Linked DNA regions of Homo sapiens: region 1 is linked to region 2. Evidence: read pairs that join two places in POLR2A ChIA-PET (ENCODE). Cell type or tissue: MCF 10A. All regions are shown on one strand. Links, peaks and the distances in the headings refer to the core of each region. The heading gives the core; the rest is flanking DNA. Region 1 overlaps PACSIN2 (protein kinase C and casein kinase substrate in neurons 2). Region 2 has its middle 10 kb from the start of TTLL1-AS1.

Evidence for each region. Peaks named below come from ENCODE experiments on the same cell type or tissue, not always from the same donor. Only the 100,000 strongest peaks of a DNase experiment are listed, where the experiment ranks them.
Region 1: POLR2A ChIA-PET joins it to region 2 with 6 read pairs; 11 of 35 experiments call an interaction of 5 or more read pairs at or near these places.

What each region holds. Positions count from the first base shown.
Region 1 is chr22:42,962,088-42,967,459 of GRCh38, reverse strand. All of the region lies in intron 1 of PACSIN2 (protein kinase C and casein kinase substrate in neurons 2), which reads left to right. Among named protein-coding and RNA genes, the nearest start is that of PACSIN2, 50 kb to the left of the region's middle. RefSeq lists enhancers at 1,960-2,739, 2,740-3,521. In MCF 10A, for the core only: no CTCF peak of the experiment used is centred there; no DNase peak of the experiment used is centred there.
Region 2 is chr22:43,025,547-43,030,918 of GRCh38, reverse strand. No RefSeq gene overlaps it. Among named protein-coding and RNA genes, the nearest start is that of TTLL1-AS1, 10 kb to the left of the region's middle. RefSeq lists an enhancer at 2,879-3,379. In MCF 10A, for the core only: no CTCF peak of the experiment used is centred there; a DNase peak (open chromatin) is centred at 2,458.

The sequences.
Region 1 (5,372 bases), core at 296-5,295, 64 kb after region 2:
CTTTTGGTGTTAAAATGTCTGAAATGAAATAATGGGAGTGATAGGTCTTTTTCTTTTTTAAATGTCCTTAGGGGGCAAAATAAAGTTGGCGGCCTTGTGTTGGCTGCCTTTCCTGCCCTCAGGAAAAAGCCCTGATCAGTAACATTGGGATCTTCTATCTGGTCCCTGCTCTCCTTTGAGGGAGGAGGAAGCCCCAGCCAAAGAGGGGAGGCCACAGCCAGAGGTGCAGCAGGACACGGCCCTTGTTTACGTGATTCAGCTCAGAGTCCAGCCTTCCTGGGCATCTTCTCACATCTCTTCCTGGCCCCCTGTCCCAGCCCCACCTTCCACATTCCCTGCCTAGTTTCTGTTACGGAGCACCTGTCACCCTGCATGGTCCTCTGGGTACTCGTCCGTCTACCCTACCAGACTTGAAGCTGCTTACGGACAAGTTCGTTTAAGTTAATTATTTAGTTTGTAACTTCCAGAGCCTGGACAGTGCTGAAAAATATTTGTCAGATGGCTGAATTAAACTATAAATAAATGAGGGGAAAAAAATCACACCGATAAAACATTAACATAACATGCCCCTGACTTTATTCCTGAAAATACCCACAGACTCACCAGGAACCTTGCTCACATTCCTTTTGAATTTCAGATCTTTCTTGGATCATCTTCCATTTTTAATGTGTTGCCCAGAGAAGGCTCAAGCTGTTGCCAGGACCATGAGGCTGCGTGACATCTTAACTGAGATGTGCTAGAAATCTAGATGTTGCTTCTTCTGTGGCATTTGGGGATTCTATAAAATGCATAAGAAAAAAATTAACATGTTCCCTCTATCACATTGGTGCTTTCAAGTTTTTCCTCAATTGGGCTGTCTCCATTAATTAGTCTCACTTCACTGTTAAAAAAATCTTTGGACAAGTGCCAGAGAAGCAAAGAAGCTTATGTAAAGGGTTTTAACATTTTCTCCTTTGCCAAAGATAGAACTGATACTTAGCTTTGCTTTGTCCTGGGACCTTCTTCTTTGATAGAGAATGTTAGACATTTGGCTTGGTTTATTCCTTTTTATGTACACGTGTTGGATGAGTAAAGACAAGTGGCTTTTTTTTTTTTTTAGATGCAGTCTCACTCTGTCGCCAGGCCGGAGTGCAGGGGCACGATCTCATTGCAACCTCCGCCTCCCAGGTTCAAGCAATTCTCCTGCCTCAGCCTCCCAAGTAGCTGGGACTACAGGTGCACACCACCACACCCTGCTAATTTTTGTATTTTTCAAAGAGACGGGGTTTCACCATTTTGGCCAAGATGGTCTCGATCTCTTGACCTCGTGATCCGCCTGCCTCAGCCTCCCAAAGTGCTGGGATTACAGGCGTGAGCCACCGCGCCCAGCCCAAGATGGCTCTATTTACATCTTGGTTCATGAAACATATGAAAGGCTAACAAGTAGGATTTGCAAATAGCCACTACCCTGTTCTCAGCCAAAAGAAAAATATGAAAAAGATTGACCTATCACATTTTCACATAATTTATTTATGATTATTTATTTATTTATGATTATTTATTTATTTATGATTATAGTAGGTTTCTAGAATTTAAGATTTACTTATTTGAAGAGAGAAACTAATGCCTTAAATTATCATATTAAATTTTACTGGTTTACTGTCTAGCAGCCATTGAAACCTATTGCTGACACCTGCCACTTCCAGGTCACTGAACTGTCATTGTCATGCCTTTCATCGCGGTGCTAGTGGGAAGAACCCAAGCTAGCCTGGTTAGAAAGTGGACCATTTGGATCCTCTACCAAAGTCATTGGTAGAGGATCAGTTATTCCAAGAATTGAGGCCCAAGAAATACACTTGGGCTAAAATGACACAGAACTTACTTTAATCTTTTGAATCTGAGGCACTTTGTGGTTCTTGGTTAATGTCAGTCACCACTGTATTGCAGATGCAGACGCTGGGTAGGAAGGAAGCTCTGTTACTAGACTTCTGCTGGGGGCTTTTCTTCCTTTTCTCCTGTTTTCTCACCTTCTTTTCCCCTCCTTCTCCCGCCTTCTTCCTCTTTATTGAGGTATTAGTTTACATACAATTGAATGCATCCTTTTAGGAGCTTTGACAAGTGGAAACACCTGTATGACTCAGTCAAGACAGAATATTTCCATTGCTCCAAAATTTCCTTGTGTCCCTTTGAAGTCAGTCCCCCACCCTGCCCCCTGGCCCTGGCAAACATTAATCTGTCACTGTAGATTGGTTTTGCTTGGTTTCGAATTTCATCCACATAGACACACACAGTGGGTGCTATTTTGCATCTGGCTGCTTTGCTCAGCATGATGTTTTTGTGATTGATCCATGTCACATCTGTCAGTAGCTCATTCCTTTTTATTGCCGAGTGGTTTTCAGCTGTGCGCCGATGCCACACACAGTTGGGTTTTGATGTCCTCTATAGAGATGTGTGACAAACCTAGGTGCTACAGGAGTGTGTGCATGCCCTCCCCATCTTTCAGCAGCATATGAGGAAGGCAGAGGGAACTAGCAAATAAATGAACCAGATTTGGGGGAATCTTCTTTTTATCCAAGCCATGGGTCTTGCTAGTCCTTGACTAGTTTGGCTTCTCAGAACAACACTATTCTAGTTACCCCTGGCTTGGGCCAGCCTGTAGGATCTCGGTGTTTGCCTTTCTGGAGATGGGGAGTTACAAATTCCTAATGGAAAAGGCTTGTGGTCAGAGCAGCTCCTTTTGGTCTTTTGTCTAACTTTGTCGTCCCTGCTGCCGATGGATCACCTGGCTCTGTGTTTGGGGCATGCAAAGTTCAGGGACCCAGGTACATAGGAACTGTAGAGCCTGCCCTGTGCCAGGCTGCCAGGTACCCCACCTCCTATGCCAGCCACCTGCCACTCAGGTCTCCTGCCTTGCCCTTGCCCTGTCCTGGCTCAGCTGTTAGTTTTAGCCTGCTAGGGAAAGACTGAGGCGAGCGCAGAACTGCAATCTGTGGTATTCTATTAACAACCCAATTATTGTGTGCCCATGATCACTTTAAGAATCACCTTTTTTTTTTTTTTTTCCAGACGGAGTCTCGCTCTGTCGCCCAGGCTGGAGTGTAATGGCACGATCTTGGCTCACTGCAACCTCCACCTCCTGGGTTCAAGCAATTCTCCTGCCTCAGCCTCTCGAGTAGCTGAGATTACAGGCATGTGCCACCATGCCCAGCTAATTTTTGTACTTTTAGTGGAGACAGGGTTTCACTATGTTGGCCAGGCTGGTCTCCAACTCCTGACCTCAAGTGATCTGCGCACCTTGGCCCCACAAAGTACTGGGATTACAGGCATGGGCCACCGTGCCCAGCCAAGAATCACCTTGTAAAACACAATGACTGCCGCGGGCTGGGGAAAGGGTTGGGAATAGAGGGATGATAGCTAAAGGGTACAGGGTTTCTCTTTGAGGTAATGAAAATGTCCTACCCTTGACGGTGGTGATGGTTGCACACACCTGTGAATATACTAAATAACATTGAATTGTGCCCTTTAAATGGGTGAACTGTGTGACGTGAATTATATCTCAATAAAGCTGTTTTTTTTTTAAGGCAGTATAGTATTAGAGCGATGACAGACCAGTAGAGAAGTGGTGAAAAAAAAATTGTAGAAATTTTATTGTTTCCAAATGACACGACCTTTTGCCAAATATCTTGATTTTCATAGCAGGTCCCGTTCCATGGGAGGCACGGGTGTGGTAGAGAGAGGAGGGACTTTGTATCAAGTGGACCTGACTGAATCCCATTCTGCCCTTATTAGCTGGGTGACCTTGGGCAGATTGCTTATGTTCTGTGGTGGTTTCCTTCCCTGTAAAACAGGGCTAGGAGTACCTATCTTATAGTGTTTCAAATGAGCGTGGTAAACGTGGTACAAGCAGTCATTTTTACCATGCGACAATCATATAACAAAAGGCCTCAGATAGAAGCAGCAGCCTTGCTGGATCCTGTCCTGTCTTTGAGTCCTGCTAGGCTGATGAACTGGCCTGCTGGAGCTGCACTGACCGCTGGGCGAAAGAATCCCCCTGGGAAGTGCTGCCCTGCGTGTTGTTTGCCGCCTCTGCAGGGGGCCTGAGCTGATGGGTGGCGCTGCTGGTCTTTAGTTAACTTGGTGGACTCTCTGTTTCTGAATTTTCTTCCGCCTTAATCCACATGGTTTGAGTAGGCTGGTTGCACACTCTTGGAGAACCAGCACGAGATGTCCCTCATTTTATTTATTTGCACTTCTGCTCAGCCTGTACATTGTGGGCCGGGGCAGGGACCTTGGCTGCTTTGACTGTGGGACCCTAAGCACTGTGCCTGGCATTAATGTTTGTTGAATGAATGTCCAATGGTTTCCAGTCTTTGATGACAGAAGCCAGATCAGAACTGGAATTCCAGCTTAGGCTCTGCATGCCAGAGGCCAGCAGGTGAGCTTCCCTGAGCGGTTTCTGTCCCAGCATCACCTAAAGAGTGGTCGGGCAGCTGTATCACTGCCAGGGACAGGAGAGCTGCCTGAGTCAGTCTTGTCTTCTGCCATAGTCCACGTTTCCTGCCTGGAATCCACTAGTGAGATGTGGCTGACATGGGCAGGGAGAGGGTGTCTTTAGCCACACTGGAGATCTGGTCTGATGACTTCCTAGTCCCACTACTATTCAGTTCAAAGTCAGTTTTCTTTTTCTGCGCCGCCCCCCCCCCCCGCCCACACCTTGCTCTTGTGACTGGGTACTTGGGGCAGGACTCACAATGCCTCCACCCACCCCAGGCATCCAGGCTGCACTTTGCCTGAGGGCATGTGAGGGTGGCCCTGTGACTTGGACTGTGAATGGCTGCTGGGCTGGCCTTCCCTTGCCCTGTGCTGGATGTGGCCCTCACCCCCTACCCCAGACCTCACCCTCCACCCCCCACCCCCAGTTCTGCCTTGGGCCTCTTCTCCTTTTCCAAGTTCAGCTTTTTATTAAGCAGAAACTATCCAAGACCCAGTTCTGACCGTTGAGGGAAGTCAAGTTGGAGGGGCAGTGTTGTGTAGCCTGGCTTACAGGCTGGCTCTCCTTGCGCCAGCTGTGGGACACTTAGCAAGTTGCATAACCTCTCATCTGGGAAATGAAGATAACAATGCTTACCCCCAAAGAGCTATTTTCATGATTAGCCAGAAATAAAGTAAGTGCTGTGTAAATGTTTATTGAGCAGCCTGTGTTTGTTGGATTTAAAAGAAGAGAGTGAGTCTTTTAAACAAAAAGCCCTCCCATAACCAGCAGCCCTAAGTGGGGCTCTGGGACAAAAAAAAAAAAAGTTTTCTGGTATCCTGGCTTGGGGGAGGGAACAGGTAGACAATTTTTGTATTTTTTAGTACAGACGGGGTTTCACCATGTTGGCCAGGCTGGTCTC
Region 2 (5,372 bases), core at 171-5,170:
GCAGCAGGCGGGCGAGGGATGATTGGGAAATCAAAGACATTTAGTCTTAAGAGGGATGATTTAGGTGTAACACAAAGGAGTTCAGGGACTGTTAGGTGATGAGGGGCAATTCGTGATGTGCATGTGTTTCTGGGGGCCGAGGTGAGGAGCAGAGCACAGAAGGAATGGGTGAGGGGCGCTGTTTCCACAGAGGGAGGGAGTGCTGGAGACAGGGAAGCCCCTTTGGCCTTTTGGGGTCTTTCCAGCACAGCCGCAGAAATCACACTCAGACAGGTGTAGGTGAAGGGCTCAATTACACTCACGGGCCCCAGAGAGGAAGGCCAGCCCCCATGTAGGGGGCTGGATGGGAGGAGCCCACAGGGAGCAGGCCCACCTAGCAGGTTCGGGGCCAAGAGAGCTTGAGGGCCTGAGGACCCACAGGCAAGTGCCTTTCCTGGGGGGTCAGGGCGGGGGGCACTAGCCAGAGACGTGAGCAGATCTCACTGGTGTGTTTCAAAGTGACTGGGTGACCCTCAGGGGAAGGCTGGAAGGGAACCTGGAGCAGGGACCAGGCTTATTCCACGGGGCTGCCTGGCTGCCAGGGTGGGGTGCTCTCAGCCTGTGTGTGGGCATGTTGAGGTGTCAGGGCAATAGGAAGGGTTAAAAATGGGCTAATCTCTTGCTGGGCACGGTGGCTGACGCCTGTAATCCTAGCACTTTGGGAGGCCGAGGTGGGCGGATCACGAGGTCAGGAGATAGAGACCATCCTGGCTAACATGATGAAACCCCGTCTCTACTAAAAATACGAAAAAATTAGCCGGGCGTGGAGGTGTGTGCCTGTAGTTCCAGCTGCTGGGGGTGCTGAGGCAGGAGAATGGCGTGAACCCGGGAGTCGGAGCTTGCAGTAAGCCAAGATCGCGCCACTGCACTCCAGCCTGGGCGACAGAGCAAGACTCCATCTCAAAAAAAAAAAAAAAAAGGCTAATCTCGGCCGGGCGCGGTGGCTCATGCCTATAATCCCAACATTTTGGGGGGCCGAGGCAGGTGGATCACCTGAGGTTAGGAGTACAAGAAGAGCCTGACCAAGATGGAGAAACCCCGTCTCTACTAAAAATACAAAACTAGTCAGGCGTGGTGCTGCATGCCTGTATCCCAGCTACTCGGGAGGCTGAGGCAGGAGACTCGCTTGAACCCAGGAGGCAGAGGTTGTGGTGAGCCAGGATCACACCATTGAATTCCAGCCTGGGCAACAAGAGCGAAACTCCGTCTCAAAAAAAAAAAAAAAAAAAAGGGCTAATCTCGAACTCCTGGACTCAAGCGAATCCTCCCACCTCAACCTCCCAACGTGCTGAGATTACAGGCATGAGCCACCATGCTTAGCCGAGTGTTAGGGGCCAGGGGATGTCTCCATTAGCGTTGCCTGGGTATAGAGTGGTCCATCTTGTGAGGTAATGAGTCTCCTGTCAAGGGCAAGTTCAAGCAGAGGGCAGATTCCCCCAGGGGTGCATAGAAGGGACACATGGAAAAGATGTCCTTTCTGCCTCTGAGTGCCCTCAGCTGAAGGTATGTGCTGCACTGACCCAGCTTTCAGGGGAGACCCAGATTTTGCTCTGGGACTTCTGGGATGGGGAAAGAGCCACTTCAGGGGCAGGGAGGAAAGACAGCACCAGCCTGGGAACTGAACGGCATGGAGAAGCCAGGGCGAGGACAGGCCAAGCTCCGTGGCCCTGAGAAGGAATTTCTGCTCACTTGTTGCTTTGTTGAATGTTTCTCCCCCGGCCGGGCGCGGTGGCTCACGCCTGTAATCCCAGCACTTTGGGAGGCCAAGGCGGGCGGATCACGAGGTCAGGAGATCGAGACCATCCCGGCTAAAACGGTGAAACCCCGTCTCTACTAAAAATACAAAAAAAATTAGCCGGGCTTAGTGGCGGGCGCCTGTAGTCCCAGCTACTTGGGAGGCTGAGGCAGGAGAATGGCGTGAACCCGGGAGGCGGAGCTTGCAGTGAGCCGAGATCCCGCCACTGCACTCCAGCCTGGGCAGGAGCTTGTCATCACAGTCCCCTCAGTAGCCCCAGTGTGCAGAATGGTGCTGGACACCTCCAGCTAAAAAGCCTGGGCTCTGTAATTAGGAGTCCGTGGAGGCGCTCCCTGCCCACCTACTGGCTGTGTGAGCTCAGGTTGGCTCCTTCACCTCTCTGAGTCTATTTCCTTACAGATGGTGACATGAGAGTAATGGCTATTCCTACCTCCCAGGTGGCTGAGCTTGTGCACCTGTGCCTGGGTCTGGTTGCTTTCCTGCTATTGTTAGCCGCCATGAAGGCATACCTGCTGTTGGGTGCTGCCCCTCCCCTCCCATGGTTCCCCGGGCAGGCAGTTTTCAGACCCTGCCCACCACCTGCCGGCTTGTGGAGAACAGCCCAGCTGGTAGAGCTGGAACATGGGCCAGTGCCAAGGGAGGGTGAGCTTGGGACTAGCAGAACCCTGGGCTGGAAGAAGGCTGAGTCACAGCCATAAGGTCAGGGGTGTGTCGTGGTGACAGGACATCCACTTCCAGCCTGGAGGGTGCCATGTCTCACATTTGGCACATTTGGGCAAGTGAGCCCAAGCAGAAAGGCTTTGGCAAAGAAAGGAGACAGGAGGGCAGCTGGAAAATTTTGACTAACGGCTGTCAAGGAATCCCTTCATCGTGAGAGTCTTTGGAGTATCAGCCCCCAATCTATACCTGGCCCGGCCCATCACTCAGCCTGGAGTGGCCTTCCCAGCTACAGGCACTGAACCTTCAGGCATCCCCGTGCTCCTCACCATCTTGCCCCAGGGCCACAGCTCATGCCATACCTGTTCCCGGTATGTGGGTCCCCTCCCCATTCCCTCACCTGCTGAACTCCTGCTCATTCCTGAGACCCAGTTAAAACACATTTCTGACCAGGCGCGGTGGCTCACGCCTGTAATCCCAGCACTTTGGGAGGCCAAGGCAGGCGAATCACGAGGTCAGGAGATCGAGATCATCCTGGCTAACACGGCGAAACCCCGTGTCTACTAAAAATACAACAAAATTAGCTGGGCGTGGTGGCGGGCGCCCGTAATCCCAGCTACTTGGGAGGCTGAGGCAGGAGAATGGCGTGAACCCGGGAGGCGGAGCCTGCAATGAGCCGAGATTGTGCCACTAGCCTGGCAACAGAGCGAGACTCCATCTCAAAAAAAAAAAAACATTTCCCTGAGGCTTTCAGCCATCTTCTGATGTAGCCCCTGCCACTGTCCTCTGCCTGCCCTTGACATTTCAGGCTTTGGATAGCACCCAGGCTGGATAGGCCAGCCTGCCCAACATGGTGAAACTCTGTCTCTACAAAAAATACAAAAATTAGCCCGATGTGGCGGTGCGTGCCTGTAGTCCCAGCTACTTGAGGGGCTTGGGGAGGGAGGATTGCTTTAGTCCAGGGGTTCCAGGCTGCAGTGAGCCAAGATCGCACCCCTGCACTCCAGCCTGGGTGATAGAGCAAGACCCTGTCTCAAAAAAAGAAAAGAACTATCAAGCTGTGAAAAGACATGGAGGAGGCAGGGTGCTGTGGCTAAAGCCTGTAATCCTGGCACTTTGGGAGGGCGAGGCAAGCTGATCATTTGAGGCCAGGGGTTCGAGACCAGCCTGGCCAACATGGTAAAACACCATCTCTACTAAAAATACAAAAACTAGGCCAGGTGTGGTGGCTCACACCTGTAATCCCAGCACTTTGGGAGGCAGAGGCAGGCCAATCATTTGAGGTCAGGGGTTTGAGACCAGCCTGGCCAACATGGTAAAACCCCATACTAAAAATACAAAAATTAGGCCGGGCGCCGTGGTTCACACCTGTAATCCCAGCACTTTGGGAGGCCGAGGTGGGTGAATCACCTGAGGTCAGGAGTTTGAGACCAGCCTGGCCAACATGGCGAAAACCTGTCTCTACAAAAAGTATAAAAATGGGCCGGGCGTGGTGGTGGGTGCCTGTAATCCCAGCTACTCAGGAGGCTGAGGCAGGAGAATTGCTTGAACCCAGGAGGCGGAGGTTGCAGTGAGTTGAGATGGTGCCACTGCACTCCAGCCTGGGCGATAGAGCGAGACTCAGTCTCAAAAAGAAAAGAAAACATATGGAGGAAACTTAAATGCATATCACCAAATGAAAGAAGCAAGCTGAAAAGCTACGAATACTATGATTCCAACTCTGTGACATTTTGGAAAAGGCAAAACTACGGAGACAGTAAAAAGATCGGTGGTTGCCAGGGACTTGGGAGTGAAGACGGAGAGGAGAAATCATGAGGCACAGGGAACTTTTAGGGTAGTTAAACTATGTATGATGTAGTTATGCGTGGGTCAAAACTCACAAACTATACAACACAAACAATGAACCCTAATGTAAACGGTGGACTTGAATTCATAATAATGTATCAATATTGGCTCGTCAATTGTAAAGATACCACCCTAATACAGTATATAAAGAATAAGAGGTGGCTGGGTGTGGTCGCTCACGCCTGTAATCCCGGCACTTCCGGAGGCCGAGGTGGGCGGATCATTTGAGGTCAGGAGTTCGAGACTAGCCTGGCCAACATGGTGAAACATCCCCTCTCCACTAAAAATACAAAAAGTAGCCGGGTGCCATGGTGCATGCCTGTAATCACAGCTACTCGGGAGCCGAGGCAGGGGAATCACTTGAACTTGGAAGGTGGAGTTTGCAGTGAGCCGAGATCGTGCCACTGCACTCCAGCCTGGGCAACAGAGTGAGACTCCATCTCAAAAAAAAAAAAGGGGCTGGGCATGGTGGCTCACCCTTGTAATCCCAGCACTTTGGGAGGCTGAGGCAGGCGGATCACAAGGTCAGGAGATCGAGACCACGGTGAAACCCCGTCTCTACTGAAAATACAAAAAAAAATTAGCCGGGCCTGGTGGCGGGCACCTGTAGTCCCAGCTACTCGGAGAGGCTGAGGCAGGAGAATGGCGTGAACCCGGGAGGCGGAGGTTGCAGTGAGCTGAGATCGCGCCACTGAACTCCAGCCTGGGCGACAGAGGGAGACTCCGTCTCAAAAAAAAAAAAAAAAAAAAAAAAAGCTACCTAACTGCAGTTTGACAAAGAGAGCAGGTCATGGGGTGCCCGTGCTCCTCAGAAAGGGGTGCTGTGTTTAGGGATCTCCAGGAAGGAGCACCGTCTGCCAGAGTGGGCATGCTGGCAGGTGGTGGAAGCTGCAGGAACCGAAACACAGAGACGGAGAGGGCATGGGGGCTCAATGGGCAAGGGCATCACAGAGCAAGCCCTGGAAACACGCTGCTGACATCCAGCCTGGCTCCAAGGCCAGTGCTCAGGGGAGTGAGGAGGGCGTGGCTTTGCAGCCACACGAGACCTACAAAACCTTTACCTCTTTGAGTCTCA